4 separate regions of the Mus musculus genome follow, and regions 2, 3 and 4 are each linked to region 1. A link is a loop called in an ENCODE intact Hi-C map of the cell type or tissue named here. Cell type or tissue: gastrocnemius. All regions are shown on one strand. Region 1 overlaps Vps13c (vacuolar protein sorting 13C). Region 2 holds the start of C2cd4a (C2 calcium-dependent domain containing 4A). Region 3 holds the start of C2cd4b (C2 calcium-dependent domain containing 4B). Region 4 holds the start of Gm30936 (a long non-coding RNA gene).

The links. A loop is a pair of places that touch in the nucleus more often than their neighbours do. Peaks named below come from ENCODE experiments on the same cell type or tissue, not always from the same donor. Only the 100,000 strongest peaks of a DNase experiment are listed, where the experiment ranks them.
Region 2: a loop joins it to region 1, with 3 times the contacts of the local background. A loop is called at or near these places in 27 of 42 quality-filtered maps.
Region 3: a loop joins it to region 1, with 10 times the contacts of the local background. A loop is called at or near these places in 9 of 42 quality-filtered maps.
Region 4: it touches region 1 in a loop (2.7-fold over the local background); 8 of 42 quality-filtered maps call a loop at or near these places.

Annotation. Positions count from the first base shown.
Region 1 is chr9:67,970,669-67,975,668 of GRCm38, forward strand. It overlaps Vps13c (vacuolar protein sorting 13C), which reads left to right. Exons shown (of 85, transcript NM_177184.4): 76 at 1,320-1,433; 77 at 2,193-2,268; 78 at 2,614-2,777; 79 at 3,044-3,089. Among named protein-coding and RNA genes, the nearest start is that of Gm20745, 53 kb to the right of the region's middle. In gastrocnemius, a CTCF peak has its summit at 2,989 (motif pointing left); no DNase peak of the experiment used is centred here.
Region 2 is chr9:67,827,532-67,832,531 of GRCm38, forward strand. C2cd4a (C2 calcium-dependent domain containing 4A) reads right to left here and starts at 4,799. Exons shown (of 2, transcript NM_001163143.1): 1 at 4,719-4,799; 2 at 3,001-4,271. The coding sequence starts at 4,228. The coding sequence ends at 3,224. In gastrocnemius, a CTCF peak has its summit at 843 (motif pointing right); DNase peaks (open chromatin) are centred at 844, 3,122, 3,265, 3,618 and 1 more place; H3K4me3 peaks cover 2,027 bases; H3K27ac peaks cover 972 bases.
Region 3 is chr9:67,756,351-67,761,350 of GRCm38, forward strand. C2cd4b (C2 calcium-dependent domain containing 4B) reads left to right here and starts at 3,087. Exons shown (of 2, transcript NM_001081314.2): 1 at 3,087-3,166; 2 at 3,334-4,583. The coding sequence starts at 3,374. The coding sequence ends at 4,396. It overlaps M5C1000I18Rik (RIKEN cDNA M5C1000I18 gene), which reads right to left and starts at 3,880. Exons shown (of 2, transcript NR_153961.1): 1 at 2,798-3,880; 2 at 2,363-2,693. In gastrocnemius, CTCF peaks have their summits at 2,445 (motif pointing right) and 3,720; DNase peaks (open chromatin) are centred at 2,455, 3,037, 3,947 and 4,215; H3K4me3 peaks cover 2,159 bases; H3K27ac peaks cover 293 bases.
Region 4 is chr9:67,691,586-67,696,585 of GRCm38, forward strand. It overlaps Gm30936 (a long non-coding RNA gene), which reads right to left and starts at 2,608. Exons shown (of 3, transcript XR_379576.3): 1 at 1,312-2,608; 2 at 1,099-1,179. In gastrocnemius, no CTCF peak of the experiment used is centred here; a DNase peak (open chromatin) is centred at 2,391.

The sequences.
Region 1 (5,000 bases):
TATCTTGAGTAGTCTGTACTTCTTTTTTTGGCTAATATCCACTTAAGTGTCTAATTTCAGTTCCTTTTTAATAAAAATGAGTTTTGTTTTAGATCAACTTTCCTTTATTTCATTATGATATGAAGGCTCAAAGGTAATTTTAGGCTCGTCTTACGATGAGCTGATTTTTTTTAAATGCAGCCTAGATGTTCATATCAAGAAGGGATAGCAAGACATTCTTAGTAATTCTAACTTTTCCCTCTTGAACATTTTTCATGTGCATATAATGTTTGATTAAATCCATGTCCCCATTTCCTTCCACCCCCTTTCCCTCCCCTATGTGTTCTCGTCCTCCCTCCCTCCCTCCCTCCCTCCCTCCCTCCCTCCCTCCCTCCCTCCCCTCTTCTTTCTCCTCTTCCCCCTCTCCTTCTCCCTCTTCATCTTTTTCAGCCCATTGAGTCCACTTAGTGCTGCCTTTGCACGTGGCTGTGGGATTGTCCCCTGAAGCTGGGTAGCCTCTCAATGACCACATCCCTCATGAAAATTGACTCCTTTCCCTCCCCAGTAGCCATCAGTTGCTAAAGCTTTGAGTGATGTGTGGGACTTCAAGGTCCCTTACCTATCCCTGCTGGGTTTTGGCTGGGGCGATGTATGGGTCTTGTGCATGGAGGTAATTTCTATTTCTTTAGCTTGTCTTCTGTTACACAGTTTAAAGTGTTTTCCTCCAGGCTCCTTTCCCTTTTCAGGGAGACTTTACCACGTTAGGAAATGTAAAACGCAGGCTAGGGGATTGCAAGAGGGTTTCTAAGCCAGCTCCTCCCCGCCAGCAGGTACTGTGTGGATTGGGTAATAGGCAAGGAGGGTGCAGTGTCACAGCCACTCAGGTGGAACTGCAGGGCTGCCTTTGTTGTTCCATCTTCTGCTGGGAGATTGTTCTTGTGGTGCATGCGAACAATAGGTCCAAACAAATACAAATTTTTCCCATAATTACTAATGATTCCCTATATAATTTAATAACAGTACAATATTAACGCTAATGAGCATTGAATTTTATATTCATTACTATGCATACTCTTCATGCAAGGTCATTGTGATCTTTCACTTTGCAGCAGGGAAGGCCAACAGTAAAGACCAGGTGACTTGTCTGAGGCCACGTGACTACTAAATGGCAATTGTTGATTTAAGACACACATGTTGTGATATCAGGTGTGGAGGTGCTTGCTGGTGGCCATTGCACACGTTGTCCCTTAATGTTTTCCCTGTCATCTTCTCTTCCCATTGCTTCCTAAATGTTCTTCAGTGTTCAGGAAGGACTTATCTATTCTTTTTTTTCTCTTTAGTTCTTGAAGCAGATGTATGTGCTTGTATTGGGCTTAGACGTGCTTGGAAACCCATTTGGACTGATTAGGGGCCTGTCCGAAGGAGTTGAAGCACTGTTCTATGAGCCCTTCCAGGTACTGGTTGAAACAAATGTCCTGCTTTCTAGTGATATGTAATTGTATTTAACTGTATATGGCAATGGAATAATGTTCAAATAATAATGACAAAAATCAGCTTCAGGTTTTTATTTAAAATACTTAAATGACATTGAAAGATTGTTTTACATTCAAATGAGCACATCTACTGTTGATCTTGGGCAGTAAACTGTGCCCGAGTTTTCCTGGTATTCCATGTAGTTATAAGTGTCTGAGTGCTGGGTAGATTACAGACAGTTTTGCTGCTGTGGAAAGGACTGGGAGGGGTCCAAGGACCTGACTGTCCTCCTTGGCGCTCTCATCTCACATGCCCACCTTTGCTTCAAGAGTCCAGAGGCCCAAAGTCATAAGGGTTTTGTTTGGAAGGACCACGTGGAGAGAGTAAGAGGGAGAAGAGAGCCAGACAGAGTAGAGTCGGTCCTGTAGCACAGCTGGCTTTGGTATGCCAGTACAGTGCACTGGGAAGCCAGCGGCATGCTGCAATCATAGCCAGTGATTGACACCTGTACTATGTTAGTCTTGTAGAATCTGCTAATATTGTGCTAATATTGAAACTACTTCTAAGCACAGTTGGTATAAATCTATGAGTATTTAAGAGATAGCATGAAAATGGTTTGGTCCTAGTCTTTATGGTTTTTTATACTTTTGTTGTCTTCATGAGATAGTCAAAATGCTGGATTAAAAGTCTTACACTTATTAAAGTTTAATACTAACTTTTTCTCTTTTTGGGGGGATCAGGGTGCTGTCCAAGGTCCTGAAGAATTTGCTGAAGGATTAGTGATTGGGGTGAGAAGTCTCGTTGGACACACAGTAGGTGCGTATGATCAACATTTGTCCGTGTGTGTAATTACGGCTCTAAAGTGTGTTGTTTATGGAAAGCAAGTGGTTATATGTAGTAAGAGGGAGTTCACCTTCCTAATAAACCTTTAAAGTCCATTTCCATCATTTCAACTGGGTGTGACTGCAACAGTGACTCCTGGGCTCTCAGTGTTCACAGGTTGGATGAGTGTGCTTTAAAAATTGTGTTACTTCTCTTGGTAGCATAATTCATCGTAATTTTTCATTTGCATATGAGAAGGAACTGTGTAGGTACTTGTTGAAAGCAGGTGCATGCTGTACCTGCGCGCAGTGACGACTGACTTCTTGGTCTGCTCTGTAGGTGGTGCAGCGGGAGTCGTATCTCGAATCACTGGGTCAGTTGGGAAAGGCCTGGCCGCAATTACAATGGACAAAGAGTATCAGCAGAAGAGAAGAGAGGAGATGGGGCGACAGCCTAAAGATTTTGGAGACAGTCTTGCCAGAGGAGGGAAGGGCTTCCTGCGTGTGAGTCTCCTGTTGAGCTTCAGGAATCTGTCATAGATGCACTGAAGCTATTAGACTAATGACATATGCTTTGTGGCTCTTTCTACTGTGAATTTCCTATGATTTAATGTTTGTAAAGATCAATGTGTGCACTTACATGTGCATGTTGTTCACTAAACAGAAAAACAGAAAAAAAAAATTAGTGTGTCTATGGCGACCTCTAGTGGTTGGTTTAGTGTTACGCACCTTTGGGTTGCTGGAGACTTGATGACTGATTTCTCTTGCAGGGAGTTGTTGGTGGGGTGACTGGAATAATAACAAAGCCCGTGGAAGGTAGGTAGAAAACACTTCTCTCCTGCACAGAGGGGAAGGGTACGTGCATGCCAGATGCTATTGATACTCCGTGCTTGACTGAGAGGAGTACGGACTAAACTTTATATTACAGTTGTGATTATCAGTGTGTTATCTCAGAGAGGTTAAATAGTGACTGACTCAGATTTTGAATGATGTTCTCATCAAGGCCAGAAGGAAATTAAATTCTCTGAGGCCCTCAGTAGCAACTGACATGTGCTAGGTACATATACATATGCATATATATTTTTATATATATTTTAAAAATATAAAGGTATACACACACACACACACACACACACACACACACAAATACCTTTTAAAAATTAAAAGGCAGTGTTGGAGGAGTAGTGTAGGCACATGTTGCATGCCCCAACTTTAAAGCATCATAAAGCTACACTGATTATGCTTACGTGGCATGATACTGGCCTGAAGTTGGACATGTAGGTCAATGAACCCTTGCAAGTACTGGATCTCTGAGGTGGGCACCAAGCTGACTCCAGCAGTGGCTTCAGCAGATGGAGGAAGTGCCAGAGGCTGAGAGTAGAAGTCAGAACTTAGAAGCAGACACAGCAGCTAGTGCCGTGGTCAGACAGGAGCCCTTTTGGACAGGACACCAAGGCATGGGTGACAAAAGACAAGGCAGATAAGTTGGACTCAAGATTTAAGTTTTTATGTGGTGGACGATTCCATGAGGAAATGAAAAGGATAGTTTGCCAAAATTAAAACAAAGCTTATGCCTTGGAAAATATTACTGTAAAAAGAAAAAAAATAAACAAAATGAGATAAAAGTTTTGTACTATATTTGGTAAGAGATTTATTGCTTGACTATAGGAAGAACTTGTACAAGCTAATAATAAGAAGATAACCCAGATTAAAACAGGCAAAGGATCTGAATAGACCATTCCTCAACAAAGATATGCAAGTGTACACTTTAGTCATCAGGGTAGTGTGGATGGAAATCGAAACATCAGTTAGGATGACTCATGTAAGTCAGGGTGTGGGGCAATTGGAATCTCCATGGCTGCTGGTAGGAGCATGTGGTAGCACAGCCACCTATAGGAGAACATTCTGCCTGTCCCTCTACAGTTGGACATAGAAATGCTGTGTGTCAGCAAGGTACCCTAAAGTGCTGAAAGCAGACATTCAGTCTTACATGCTAATGCTCATAGCTTGATTTTTCATCATAACTAAAACATAAAAAGATCCGTCTATCCCCAATGCATGAATAAATAAAATATGGCATATCTGCTCAATGGAATATTATTCAGCCATAAACAGAAACCAAGCAGTGGTACATGCACAGTGCAGATGAATTCAGACTGCATGGTTCTGAGTAAACAAAGCCCAGTCTCGGGAGACCATTCGGTGGAAGCTGCGCAAGTGTGGCGTCCAGAGGAAAGCAGACTGGGTGACGGCTAAGTCTGAAGAGGCGGGAACGGGGGAGAGGAGGAGGTGTCCCGATGGGTTCAGATGAGGACTGGGGAACTAGAGTGACAGACAGTAGGCACAGAGTGGATTCCTGAGATGACAAGGATTTTCTAAAATTGATTGTGATGATGTTGTACAGTTCTTAATAGACCGAAAGCATTTAATTTGTCTAGTGGGACATTTTATAGTGTGTGAACAGAATTTTTAATAAATTGAGTTGTTTTTAATGTACTGCCTGGATATCCTAATGGTTGTAATGGAATGAGTGAGTGAGTGTTCTCTGCTAAGTTCTCTGATCTCCCTGGCACGTACGTTAGGCTGTATCAGTCCTCTCAACTCTGTGTGGGCTTCAGTATCCTGGAGATCTGTGTCCACCCTTGGCATAAGCATACGCTGAAGTGGTCTGGCCCAGGGATCTGTGCTTTGAGAGCAACCATGTCATCACATTAAGATGAAATGTAG
Region 2 (5,000 bases), 140 kb before region 1:
TGTGCACATTTTTTCTTTTCATAATCCCTACACAACACACATAAAATCTACTTAACAAGGCATTCATACCGTGTTAGCTGTACTAGTCAGCCTACAAATTATTTAGAAGATGTGCATAGGCTCTATGCAAATAATGAAACAATGTATCATTTTATATAAGGGACTTGGAGCATATTAAGATTTCAGCATCTGTATGGATCTAGAAACTAATTTATCAGGACTCATTTTCCAATGCAAAGACTCGCTGTACTGGAAAAAAAATCCGTTGTGATCTCTCTCTCTCTCTCTCTCTCTCTCTCTCCCTCCCTCCCTCCCTCTCCCTTTCTCTCTCTCTCCCTCCCCTTTAATACAGGATCTTGCTATGTAGCCCAGGCTTGACCTCTTTCTCTCTCAGTTTTGATACATCTTGCTGTGTAGCCCAGGATTCACTTGAACTTGTGGGGATCTTCCAGGTTGAGATTACAAAGGTGCATCACTAAGCCCTCCCTTACTATTATAGGATGTTTTTACACCTTCTTTCTCATTTATATTTAGTTATTTTTGTTTTGGGGGAATTCTACTACAATCTAATATTGAACAATTTCAACAACATCTGTTTTTGAGCTGGATGTGGTGACAAATGCCCATACTTCCAGCAGCTGGGAGGTGGAGCTAGGAGAATCAGGCGTTCAAGGTCATCTTTGGCCACATAGCTATTTTGAGATGTCCAGACTGGGGGTATAAGAGAAACCATTAAAAAAAAAAAGATTATGAAAAAGAAAGAAAGAAAAAGAAAACAGAGCTTTGATTACTTGAGATGGTCTACCAAGGTGAGCTCCACGAACAAACCCTGACCAATCCACTAGAGGGCAGCAAGCACAACCAAATTTAGCTTTGCTTCCAGACAAGACTGCCGGTCTATATATTACAGACATGACTTGTTAAATGTGATTCAAATGAGCTCAAGGATGTGCAGTAAATCTATGCAACTGTTTCTCTTTTGTAATCAGTGGTGCAGGAGTTCACTAGGTTAGCAGACAAAAGAATTAGTTCTGGTTTTAGCTCTTACAAATCATGTATGTGATTTGAAGCCATCTAATATTTACCATTTTGACCCACTCTTAAGACATTATATAGTCACACAAAAACGATTGCTTTTTCATTGTACTTCGGTCTCTTAGGAATCCTTCCCACTACAGTCTTAGACTTCAACTGTAACCTTTACTGATGGGGATGCTGGTTAGAAAGACCCACCAAGATTTCTTGGAGAATCTAGGACTTTAAAATATATCAATTTACCTTCTTGGAGAAATTTGCCTAATAAAATGGCATGTGTATAATCTAGTGTGGATAGAGACTGCACTTTCTAGAATAAAGACTGGCCACACCTCAACTACCAGTGCAAAGAAAACAGAAAACCCACAGCAACATGTCACACAGCTAGGTTGTTTGCACTTTCTATTCTCACTTTAGGAGACCTCTAAAATCATGAAAAGGCTTATACACAGAAAAACAATAGGCTTGAAGGGCAAGGATATAGTAAATACGAAAAAGGGCAGGAGTCGGACAAGAACTACTGTTCCACCATCGCTCATGTGGCTAACAACAGCAAGCTGCTAGAAGCAGGGGATTTAGACTGTGGTGATATTTTCCACTGGTCGCTGTTGTAAATCCTCACCTCAGTATTCAGTCTGAGATGTACCAGAAACGGAAACTCTTTTCTTAATGGCATCCTTTGGGGGCACCCATTGTTAACACTGCCAAACAGAGTGGTCACGGAAACCATTTCTGAGTCCAGCCTGATAATGTGGCCACCGTTTATGCTGTCTTGTACATTTTAATGTGGTTTGCCCTTGCTTAGGCCATGTCTTCTACTCACCTGCCCAAGAAAGGGAGGAGTAACCCAGCTTGATAGTGAGTATGAGGGATGAAGGAAAACCATCCTTAGGACACAGGAAAGCTTATTAGAAGCCAGAGGTAGAACACCATCCTGTGTGCTCTCCAGTGTGCTGCAATGGCGGATTAGCTCAGCGGGAGTCAGTGGAAATGGGGTTCTGGATCCTATGGGTCTGAGGTGGCTTAGCATTTTCCTCAGTCTCAGACTGATGGCATTAGCATTTGTCCATATGTCACCGTTTCCACCAGTCTGCTTTCCCTGATGAAAATGGGGAATATGATTTCAAACTCAGAACCATTTTTTTCAGACACTTTTGGAGGATGAATATTTATTTGTTTGTTTGTTTATTTCAGGCAGGGGCTCATTTAGCTTATGCTAGCTTTTACTCCCTGCATAGCAGAGGATGACCTTGAACTCCTGACACATCTGCTTTCTCCTTCCAGTATTGTGATTACAGGTGTGTGTTGATAGGAACTAAGGGTCATACAGTCCTGGGGATGGAACCTAGGACTTTGTATGTGTGAGGCAAGCACTCTACTAACTGAGCTATGCCCCAATTCCCAGACAAGCATTTTAATACTGACGTCCAACATTCAACCCCCGACTTTTCTTTATTTTGTGCCTCAGTATTCTCATCTGCAAGATGGGAATAGTCGTGCCTATTATTAGGGTTGGGGTGAGGTCACCCCGGAGTAAAGCTTGCAGGGATTTTTCCTCTCCTTCCCTCATGAAGGTCCCACAATCTTCACTAGATTCCAATTATGGCCATGAGGCCTGGTGGCAAGCACCTTTACCCATTCATCAATGTTACTAGACACTGGCCTTTCTTATGTAACATCTTAATGCATCGTAAGTAACTGACACTATCAGTCTCAAAGGACGCCATGGAATAAATGAACTTTAAAAACGAGGCTGGTCTGACATCGACAGTAACTATTTTCCAGTTGGAATGTGTGAACAGATTAAATACAATTGCTGCCTACAGTGGGGAACACTGCTCAACACTACCCCATTGCACAACAGAAATTTCAAGGTGTCTGCCCACACAAAAAGAAGCGACGTATATTACTATAATAATTTAGGATTAGCTCTGCCAGAATTGGACTGAAACAAAGCCCTGGCTAGAAAAATGAACACATGTTTATTTTGTACAAATGGCTGTCAGTCATTGTCCAAGAGCCAAGAGGCTGAGAGTGTGCCAGGACCAAAACCTAAGAGTGTCTCAGGGCCAAGAAGCTGCAAGTGTTCCAGGACCAAGAGGAGGCTACAAGTGTCTCTGGGCCAAGAGTCTCTGTGCATCTCATGGCCAAGCGACCTTAGGTGTCCAGGGCTCCAGGGAAGCCGCGCTCATAGCAGTAGCAGAGAGCCCAGCAGCAGCTCGCCCTGGCCCAGCCGCCGTCCCTTGCTCTCCGCCTTGATGCGCACGGCCAGGCGGCGCAGCTGCTCCTCCGGGAGCCGGTCAAAGCAGCAGTCCTGGTCCAGGGCGGCCTTGCGGCTGCGGCGGACCACACTGGCACGCTGCTGGCCCGACGGCCTCAGCACCAGGCTGAGGCGGCAGCCCAGGGCGCGGGGTTCCAGCGCGGCGGCCGGGCCCTCAGCGCGCAGCAGGCGGAGGCGGAGGCAGGCGCTGCGCGGACAGTATTCGGCCGCCAGGCGCAGCGTGCAACCCCCGCGGCCCAGAGCCACGCTGGCTTCAGCTTGCAGGCGCTCGGGATCCGGGCTGCTGGGGACCGGGGGCGCGCAGGAGGCGGCGCGCTCGTGCTCGTCGCCGCGGCACGGGGGGCGCGCGCTGGCCAGACGTCGAGGGGCTCGAAGTGCGCGGCTCAGCAGCTTGCCCGGGGAGCGTAGGAGGCGGCGTCTGCTGGGAGCAGGAGTGGGCGTCGGGACCCGGGCAGCGTCTGGGTCGCCCGGGGCAGGGCGCGGAGCGTCCGGGACTCGGCGGGGGCTCGCGTAGGTGTGCGTGCGGTGGCGAAGCCCAGGCCGGCGGACCGGGACACCTGGGTGGCCGAGGAAGAGCGACTCCTTTCGGCGCGTGTGCGGGCTCTCGAGCAGCGCGCAGAAGCCGTAAGCGGTGCGCGCGCGGGGTAGGTGCGGCAGCGAGAGCGCAGCCTGGGAGCGCGGGTCCCAGTCTGTGCGGCCCGCGCCGTCGTCGGCCTCCGTGTCTGCAGCCCAGGCTTCGCGCAGCGCAGCCCAGGCCGTGCTAGGTTCCAGCCTCGGCGGGATGAAGAACTCTGGGATGCGGTCTGGAGTGAGCACGTTTGCGCACGCAGCGGATGAGCGAGCTTTGGAGCGGTGGACGCGCCCCGGGAGAAACCCATCTCGGTCCCGCAAGAGCCGCTCCAGACACCACATCTGGCCGCTAGTGTCTGAACCCTGTGATCCTGTTCCAGGCTGCCTGCAACACATAAACACATACCAGTCAGAGACAGTCTGGAGGAAAGCAGGAATTTCTGTCTCTTTTCTTTGACATCGTCCTGTCCTGAGCCTTACAAGACAAAATGCATCCCTCACCACAATTACAAACTGTTTTTACAGATTGAAAAACAATCGTATATCGCCCACCCTGTCTCTAGTCAGATGCCAGGTAGATTTGCAGTTTGCTTCAGTCTTTTCCGTCCTACCTCTTTACCTTTGTCTTCTAACTTGCGCCTCTGTCCCTAGTTCCAAGAGGCGCTTTGCTTTGATCATTTGTGCACTCATTTCCTGAAACCTTAAGTGTCTAGTACACTCTAGTTCTGCGCGAGAACACACACACACACCCCAGAAATGGTTTCTCCTTCTAGAGAGCTTCGGGCCACCTGGGTCTAACACCCAGGAGGGAACTGGATTCCCATTCATATACCTGGTATTCAGAGTCAGATGGTTTTCCAACCCGGAGAAACGCGGAGAAATTCAAAAGAGCGCGGCAGAGTTGATTCCTGATGTTCCAGGATAGCTGGTCCGGGCTTTTATACGAGCTGTCACGCTGCTGCTTGGTAACCTGACGCCTGGCCCTCCCAGGTCCCTCTGCCACGTGGATGGATTTGCTGAGCTGATCCTGCAGCTAGTTCTGCTGTGGTTGGAGCTGTTCTCTAAAACCCTGAACGAGTTTGTTTCCTCACATGGAAAACAAGATTTAGTGTGG
Region 3 (5,000 bases), 210 kb before region 1:
TGTTCCCTGGCCCTGGTGGATCCATATGGATCAATACTTGTCCAATCACAAACAAATCTACTAGAGAAATGTGATTAAGAATGTTATTTATACAGACAGAAATTTCACTTTTCCTCATATTTAAGGATCTTGACACAATGGGTTATTTCCAACATAAGGATAGTAGAAAATACACAAAAGTAGACCCAGGTGTTTTAAGAACAAACATTGTTCCAAAGCGTGGTGGCACAGTCTATAATTCCAGCATTCAGGCAGCTAGCTGAGGCAGGAGGATCACACAAACCCAAGGCCAGCCTGGGCCTGTCTCAAAAGCAAGCAAGCAAACAAATGAAATTCTGGGTTTCAGATAAGTCACACACAATACCTTAGTTAGGAAGGAAATGATCAGAAATTAGCAAGAAAAGACTCAGCAGCTGTGGCCTAGTTCAGTCTGAATGACCCTACGAAAGGTCTCTTGTGTGCACCTCAGTTTCCCATCAGGCAAACAGAGACATCTGCCTCACTGGTTTATTATGAGAAATCAAATAATGTAGCTGGCTAGTGAGATAGGTGGTTGGAAGCACCTGACAGTCATAAGAACTGGATGGTAGATTACTATCAATGTAACACAATATAACTCATCAAATATTGACTGAGACCTTAGTATTTGCCGAAGATTGTATCCCTGGTGCTGGAATTGAAGGGTGGGGGGGACTGAGTAAGATGGTAGGTTAATGACCTAGACAAGGTAACTGGAATGAAGGCAATTTGGGGCTCTACCACAGGGATTTTATTGGATCATAAATACACTCATAGCGGTGCCTTTGTTCTTCTCATTTCCTCCTCCCATCCAGACTTTTACTATTCATTTATGTTTCTAAAACTCATGACACATAATGGTGTCTCAAGGAACTCTGTGACTTATGTACTAGGAAACTCTATTAGGCAAGAAAAAGCTGCCAATCAAAATTTCCAAAGTATCATGAGAAATATAACAGCGGTCTATAGACTGCTTGGCGGGAGGGAGACGAACTGCAGACAGGGAATTAGGTCATGGAAAGCTTAAAGAAACCACTGGAAAAACCAGACTCCAAAGGATGATTACTGATGCCTGGTCACCCAGAAGGGGGGAGTGGATGGTGGCTGACAACCTGGTGATTTTTTTTTTTTTTTTTTTTTTTTTTTTTACTATTCTAGGGAGCCAGCTTTTCTGATTCCCCTTAGTCCCGAGCTTTGTCTCAGCAAATAGAACCCTTCCTCCTGAAGGAGGTCCCATGTACTTTGCATCATCTACCAATAGATTCCATCCTTAAGCCGAGTATACATCCTTACTCCTTAGCCCCTAGCCAGGAGCACTGGTCAGCAGTCAACAGAACCCATTCCTATCGTAAAGGTCACAGGCGCTTTCCTACTTTGCTAGGGAGTTCCTATGTCACTATGCCTAAAGCTTTGTTCTAAATGTCACCCGGAAACCTTTCTCCAACATTTTACTGTATTTAAAACGTAAGATAAAAATCAACCCTGGGGTCAAACTCTTCCACTTTCAAAGGTGGTGCTGACTCAAGTTTCAGTCTTTTTCTTGCATGGATCTTTCCCCTGCCCCTCTTGAGGCTTGCAGGGTCCCAACAGTTCCTGTCAGGGCTGATGCATACAGAAAGTTAAAAGTCAGCTGTGTCTGGTGGCCTCTGCCGGTATTTCCAGCACTCAGGAAGGACTGCAAGTTCAAAGCCTGCCTGGGTTACACTGAATTCAAGGACAGCCTGGGCACCTTAGCAAGGACCTCTCTCAAAATAACTCAGTAGGTCTGGGGATGTGATTCAGTAGCAGTATTTGTTTGCTGTGTGTGAGTCCTGGGGGTCATTCATAATTTCCCACCCCCTTAGAAGACACAAAACAAAGAAGAGGCATTTCAGCCCCGGGAAGTAGCACATGGCAGACACAGAGCAGATCTCCATACTAAGAGGCTCTCTTTAGCCTTCGTGGAGCTTCCCCAAACCCTCATTTCATCTTTCTTTTATTATTATTATTGTTATTACTTTGGTTTTTTGAGACAGGGTTTCTCTGTATAGCCCTGGCTGTCCTGGAACTCACTTTGTAGACCAGGCTGGCCTTGAACTCAGAAATCCACCTGCCTCTGCCTCCCGAGTGCTGGGATTAAAGGCATGCGCCACCATGCCGGCCTCATTTCATCTTTATCTCAGAAAATAAGAGTGTCTTTGGATTAACTGTAAGGTCCCCCTGTCTATCCCCACCGACCTCCACTTCCCCATCACCCCAACCCCCTGCCTCTGGATAGGTTTGGCTAGGGCAGAAAGAAAAGGGTAATTTTGGAAAATCAAGTATTTTTAGGGATCTGCCCAAAATCTCCCCCCAAGTCATTCATAGGATTTTGCACTTTATTTATTTACCCAAATCACCAGTACTTAGGGCATCAGGTAGCCCAGACCATGGTGATATCAAGGACAGTCCAGCAGAGGGAGACAGAGGCTAACTAAGCTGCTGACCCGGGACTTAGTCAGTATCTACGATTTTTGAATTAAAGTGAATGCAACCACTTTACTCCAACCTTTTAGTCCAGTGTCGAATCCAAGCAGTCTGGATATGTTAAACGTAGGCGGACTAATGCGTTTTCAATTTCGCAAAACGTTCTGCACATAACCCCATCCTAAACGGACATGCCAAGTTTAGTCTGTGCTTGGAAACAGGTATGCATCCTGAAAAATAGAACCCAGGGGAGCTTATGAGTCAGGTGCCCAGTGGAAGGATCGGATTTACTTAGTTGCTAAATTCAACTTCACGTTTCTTCCTCCTTCCTCACCTTCTCTGAGAGGCCACAAACACTTTGAACTACCAAATTCTCTTTCGCATGGTGACAGGATGCCCTTTACTCATCTGTAAATGGCGCTCCAGCAAAGGGACAGCCAATGTAAGTCCCAGAGCCAGCTCCTGCGACACCTATACAGCTAGCAGCTGGAGATTTAGTGGGAAGGGACGGCTGAAAGGCGGGTTCGGTCTGTTACCTCTTCGGATTGGCCTCTTGGAGCCTGGGCGTGACTTCCACTAAGGTATAAGTTTGGAGCGCCACTGTCACAGCTGCAGTGCTGAAGGTGGAGCCCTAGCTGTGAACTACACGTCACCTGCTTCGTTCCTGCGACTAGTCGGACCCAGCGAGACTGAAGAAGAAAAGGTCTGATTTCTATATATTCATGTATATAGTTTGTTACCATGAGGATGCTCCAAAGGTTGATTCGTGCTGACCCGGAGCCCTAGATTTGTGGGTACTTCCAGAGGGTCAAAGAAGGGATCCACTGGACTTCAGGAGCCCAAATTCAACAGTTTTTCTCTGTGTTGCAGACGCTCGTGTATCCGCCACGCTCGGGCATAAGCTAGAAGGATGAAGCTTCTCGGTCGACTTCGCTCCTCCACTCCTGAGCCTGCCTTCTCCAACGTGCTCACCCCGGGCCGCATCCCAGAGTTCTGCATCCCCCCGCGGCTGCAGGTCCCCGGCGCTCTCGAATCACCGCTTCCCGCTGCCGCACTGCCTTGGCGCTGCGCGGCCGAACCGGACCTGTGGCCGCGCATCCCTGACGACCGCGAAGACAGTGACGAAGACTGCGCGGGTCGCACCGACTGGGACCCGCGCTCCCAGGCTGCGCTCTCGCTGCCGCACCTGCCCCGCGCGCGCACCGTTTACGGCTTCTGCGCGCTGCTCGAGAGCCCGCACACGCGCCGGAAGGAGTCGCTCTTCCTCGGCCACCCCGGCACCCCCAGGCTGGGACTTTGCCACCGTGCGCACACCTACGCGAGTCCGCGCCGAGCATCGGACTCTGAGCTCGGCGCCCCGCGCGACCTGGACAAAACCCCACCAGCCGCTCCAGTGCCCCGTATGCGCCGCCTCCTCCGCGCCCCCGATGGTCTGTTGAGCCGCGCGCTGCGGGCTCCCCGCGGCCGGGCCAGCGCGCGCCCCGCGCCCCGCGGCGACGAGCACGAGCGCGCCGCTTCCTGCGCGCCCCCGGTCCCCAGCAGCCCGGATCCCGAGCGCCTGCAAGCTGAAGCCAGCGTGGCTCTGGGCCGCGGGGGTTGCACGCTGCGCCTGGCGGCCGAGTACTGTCCGCGCAGCGCCTGCCTCCGCCTCCGCCTGCTGCGCGCTGAGGGCCCGGCCGCCGCGCTGGAGCCCCGCGCCCTGGGCTGCCGCCTCAGCCTGGTGCTGAGGCCGTCGGGCCAGCAGCGCGCCAGTGTGGTCCGCCGCAGCCGCAAGGCCGCCCTGGACCAGGACTGCTGCTTCGATCGGCTCCCGGAGGAGCAGCTGCGCCGCCTGGCCGTGCGCATCAAGGCGGAGAGCAAGGGCCGCGGGCTGGAGCGCGGACGACCGCTGGGCCAGGGCGAGCTGCTGCTGGGCTCTCTGCTACTGCTATGAGCGCGGCTTCCCTGGTGCTCTGGACATTTAAGGTTGAGTCGCCTTGAGATGCACAGAGACTCTTGGCCCTCAGATACTCAAGGCCTCTTGACAGTGGCTTATCCCCGGGACACACACAACAGCCTTTTGGCTCTGGTGCACTTTCCCTTTTGTACAAAATAAAAGTTATTTATTTTTCTATCTATAATCTTGCAGCATTGATGTTTTTTCACTTTTCTGATCGCTTTTTGGAAGCAAAAGGAAAAGTAATGCCCCCCCCCCCGTCTATTTACAGTATCTGCTCCTTTTCCAGACCATTTTAATAGTAAAAAGGGAAAACCAACAACGTAAAGAACGTATTTACCCCAGAGTGGAAGAATAAGAACAGAAGCACACTCACATGCTTGCTTTTCCCCACTGGAAGGAAGGTTCATTCACTGGTGAAGTGCTTGCCATGCAGGCGAGATGTACTGAATCCTGTCCTGGTAAACCTATCTTTAAAAAGCTGAGGCCGGTGATACACAATTGTAAGCGCAAGGCTGGAGAGGGATAGACAAGCAGCTACATCCTTGGTGTTTGATAACTCTCCAGTCTAGCCTTATTGGTGACCAATGGGAGACCCTGT
Region 4 (5,000 bases), 280 kb before region 1:
AATAAAAATACATTGATGCATAGAATCCGGCCAGTAGGACTCCACAAGTCCCAAGAAACGATTAAGCAGAAAGCAAGAAGCTCTGGGGCAAGAAACCCCCAGAGAATATTGTGCCAGTGCCCGAATCCACAGTGATGGTTCAGGGATGACTAATCTTAGACCAACAGCAATGTGAAGAAGTAATGTAGAAGGGCATCCGAGGCTGTGTGACTTGAGTTTGAGCTATTCAAACTTAAAGTGATGAGCCATAGCTAACTTATAAACAACCCATAGGCAGAAGGTGTCTCGCAGACCATGGAGACTGTTCAGTCAAAACTCATCTAGGATATCTGTGCCAAAACAAGCCCAAAACAAACAAACAAACAAACAACCCCAACAACAACAAAACAAAAACCGAAAACCTCCAAAACCAAACCAAAACAGAACCCACCCACCCCCCCAAAAAAAAACAACCCCAAAACCAAAAACCTTCTAATAAGGTCACGAACGAGCAGATCAAAACCTTGCATACAAAGATAGAGGCAATTCTCCACCATGTTGAAGTAACAAAACAAAAGTTATCAGTGCTGACTGTCTGCATATGTAGGGATGGAGGCATCCCAGGCTCCTGCTAACCTTGTTCTTGCTCTGAAGCCTGTACCTCTATCAGGGGAGGACGGTCACTCCTCAAATAGACAAGAGTAACTGCTGGCACTTCCACAGGTGAGGGAAGCTGTCCTGACTTTGTCAGTCTGGCATGGTGCAGTGGAAAGAGTAAGATTCAGCCCAAATGGCTTATGTCCTAAGAACTAAGGTGAGGCGCGCGTGTGCGTGCGTGCGTGTGTGTGTGTGTGTGTGTGTGTGTGTGTGTGTGTGTGTGCTTGTGTGCGTGTGCGCGCGAGTATGTGTGTGTGTGCGCACGTGCGCGGGTGTGTGTGTGCAGGGAGGTGGTGGAGAACAGATCCTACCAGAGATCTCTTCAATAGCCTTGGTTTCCTGCTGATTCATCAGAACTTCTGTGACTCACCAGAACGCCAGACTATCAATACCTCTCAGCCTTTACTGTCACACAGCAGACGCCTAGATAGTTCAAAAGAACTCAAAATTGGCTCAAAATACCTTCCACATTGTCAAGGCCTGACCTAGAAATGATGCAATAGCCTAGAAGGTTCAACAAAAGTTCGGTGGCTCAGAAAAACTCTGAAAGACAAAACCAAATGGTTTTGCTACTCAAGTGGTTAAAAAGACCTGCCCCCTCCCTCCAAGCCCCCCCCCCCCAGACCAAGGAAAGGGAGACAAAGCCCCAGTCCCAGTGATCAGGGAGAAACTTACCTAGAGTCAGTTTCTTAGGAGTGCAAAAACAAAGTTCAACTACTCATTTTTCTGTTTCATCAAATTGAGGTAAAAACCAGATGACTCTGGTTGGAGTGGGAGGAAGAAGTTCCTGAAGTAAAATGACTTCAGAAATTATCTGGGTCACTCAGTCGCTCTCCTCCATTCTGGGCCAACTTCTGGCTAGTGGCTGACACCCCAAATGGGTGTTTTCTTCTGGTCCCAACTTGGCCAAAAATTATTACCAGTAGTCAGACTGCATGCAGGCTCTGGCAGCTGTACCAAGCTGTGCTGGGTGTCTGTCCTCAAAAGATGAATTCAAGAGACAGGTAATAGTGAAAATTAAGATTGGTTCCAAGTGGCCATATTGATAAAAGTTGCAAAGGAAAAGGTCCAGTGTTCTACCTCCAGGCCTTCTCCAGGTCCCTGTCAAATGTGATAAGGGCCTTTCTAGAAACAAAAGGAGGGCGACTGCCATAATTAATATCTACACTGTGACAAAGATCTGAGTCAGAACGTATGTTACCATAGAAAGGATACAAAAAGACTAAAATGTAAAGGGAAATTCAGGAAGGCTATGCAAGGATGCACGCCCTGCTGTGCTCAGCCTTTGGATGTGAATCCTGTGAACCTCTGCCGCCTTGCCACCACGGATAATGCTGTTTCCTGGCAGAAAGGCTGCATGTCCCATCTCTCTACACGAGAACTCCACAACAAAAATAGGAAGCAAGAGGCGGGCAGAGTTGAGGAGTCCAGGTCAAGGTGTGGCCCTGTTCATCACTGACAAGATCATTAGCTCTACTGTAGTTTCTCTCTTACAAGGGAGTATGAAAAGTTGTCAAAACTGTGCAGAATCTGCTTCCTGGAGACAACTTCCCACTGCTTCTTGTTGGCGCCAGCACTTCGGCCTTTTTCTTCTTTCAGTGAGACAGGAGAGTAGAAACTGAAAAAGCTAAAGCAAGATTAACATCGGAAAGTAGCCAGTTGCAGAGGAGGACCGACAGGCAGCATGGGATAAAGCCTGCAGCAAACACAGCATGGGGAATATAAACAGCAGAGGCGGGGCAGAGGCGGGGCTGAGGTGGGGCTGTAAGGCAGCAAGCCAGTGAGGGAGGGGAGGGATGTCTGAGTGATGCACGGCCCATGCTATGAGGACTAGTCCCTCAGCTCACTGGCTCACTTGTACTCTTGGGCATGCTCTTTCCTTTCTTAAACTATTTGTAGTCCATCTCCAAATTGAAAGGCAAATACCAGCTGCTAGAATTTTCAACTAAGTTGCACTGTTTTTCTCTTAAGCTCAAATATATATATATATATATATATATATATATATATATATATATATATATAAAATGTCTTTTGAGTTGCATTTTGAGCCCATTTCTAAATTCCTTTAATAATGAGACTAAATCTCTAAAGGGAATCTGTTTTTCCCCAGTAACGACAACTCAAGATTCTGGGGAAATTCCAAACTTCTTGGAGACCACTTTTTCAATAGTTTGATAGCTAAAGGAAGGGGCACAAATGTCTTTTTAGAATAACTTTGTTCCGTCAAGGACCATCACATGACTCACAAAAGAGAATACTGGAGGGGAGAGAAAGCTTCTAAAAAGGGGGTGGGCTGGCTTTTTGATACACACCTTTAATCCCAGCACTTGGGAGGCAGGAGGATCTCTGTGTTATAGGCCAGCCTGGTCTACATAGAGAACTCCAGGACAGCCAGGGCCACATTAAGAAACCCTGTCTCAAACTAAAGTAAAAAAGAGATGAGGGAAGCGTCATAGGACAGTTAAAAAGTGCACTCAAGCACAAAGATGAAGCACTGAGAAGAAGAAAGGTGAGCTGAACCCAGTGACATTGTGACATTGTGTGTCATTGTGACAAAACACTGGCCAAAAGCAACTCGGGGAGGAAAGGGTTACAAGTACAATCATCTGGAATTGTGGGGTGGGCAGCAGAGTTTGTAACTGATTTCGTCCTGTAAGGCAGGTAAAGATTTGTCTATCCAATCCAGAGAAAGGGAGAGTAGGGAGAGGTCCCTCAGTAGGGAGTCTGACCAATGGGCTCTGAGTTGGGTGCTTTATAAATAGGGCTCCTAGGTCCTTCCATTTCCCCATCCATCCCACCCAGGTATCCACCCCTGGGCAAGCATTTCTTTCCCACTGTTATTTTGCCACAATGTTCTTTGGGAACAAAGAGCAGCCATCTTAAGAACCCAGCCCCTGCTAGGTGTGGCAGATGCCTTTAATCCTAGACAGAGGCAGACAGATCTCTGGGTTCGATGTCAGCCTGACCAATGGAGTGAGTTCCAGGGCAGGCAGGGCGGAACAGAGTAACTCTGTACTGAAAGCAAACAAAACAACAACAAAAAAGGAAGCAACCTCTGCTTCTCCTATGTGCCTGTATTCCACACCTCACCCTCATCATAGTCCATCACTGAGCTAGGCCAAGGCAGTAACCTGAATGCAGGAGCCTGGAGGCAAGAACTAAAGCAAGGCAGGGCAGGGAGGAACACCTGTTCCCCAGCTTACTCGGCTGCTGAGAGATGGCCATGGCCACCGTGGGCTGGGCCCTCCCACATTAGTCAATAAGTTAAGAAAATGTGCCCCCAGACATGTCCTCAGGCCAATCCAAAAGAGGCAATTCCTCAACTGAGGGCCTCTCTTCCCATGGTTAATTTGACAAAAACCAACCAGCACAGCAAGGTAACGTGAATCTTCTAAAAACTCATGACCTCAGTTCCTAAATTCAAAGGTACCAGGACAGACAAACTGTCACCTGACCTTCTCCAAATCTCTTCTTTACTAGTAAGAAGTGAAGATGAGAAGAATCGATAAAAATCAGGGCAGAAATTAATGAAAACTAAAAAAAAATACAAAAACTGATTTTAAAGTGTTGTTTCTTTGGAATAATGGTAATCAAGATTGACAGGTTCCCTAGCCAATCTAACCAAAGAAGAGAAGACCCAAGTCAATAAAATCAAGAGGTTGAAAGGGGGTTTTTAATGACAGATTCCAGTGAAATCCAGGGCATTATTGGGGAACATTTTTGGAAACATACTTTCCTTGAGGGGGGAAAAACCCTGAAAAATCTAGAAGAAATGGATAATTTGCAAGGTACACATGGCCAACCAAAATTAGAGGAAGAATGTGAGAACAATGTAAGGAGTCCCCAAGAAGCAGTATGCCGAGGTAGAGCAAAGTCTCCCGACAGGGGGAAACTCAGTCCAAAGAGAGCCGCTGCTGGCTGCTGCCAGATGTCTGATGAGCCACTGACATCCATGGTCTTCAAACTAGTCCGAAAACAAAGAGAAGGACACCAGCAAACTGCTTCTGTCCTAGGGACACTACAAACAGGATATGGACACAGCAATGCAAGACAACTACAAACCAAGTTCCTGGTGAATACTGACAAAAACTCTCAACCGAATGGAAACCAAATTCAAGAATACACTAGGAAATTCCTACACCAGTCCAAGTGGGTCTCATTCCAAGTGCAAGGATGGTTCAGTATTCACAGATCAATCAGTGTGATGGGTAAGGATGGAGGTCATCTCATTGTCTCAATAGGTACAGAAAAGGCCGTTGGTAAAGTTCAACAGCCCTTCATGATAAAAGCCAAGAAGAAGCTGAGAATAGACAGTCCATATGCCAGCATTGCAGATACCATAATATGACAAACTTACAGCC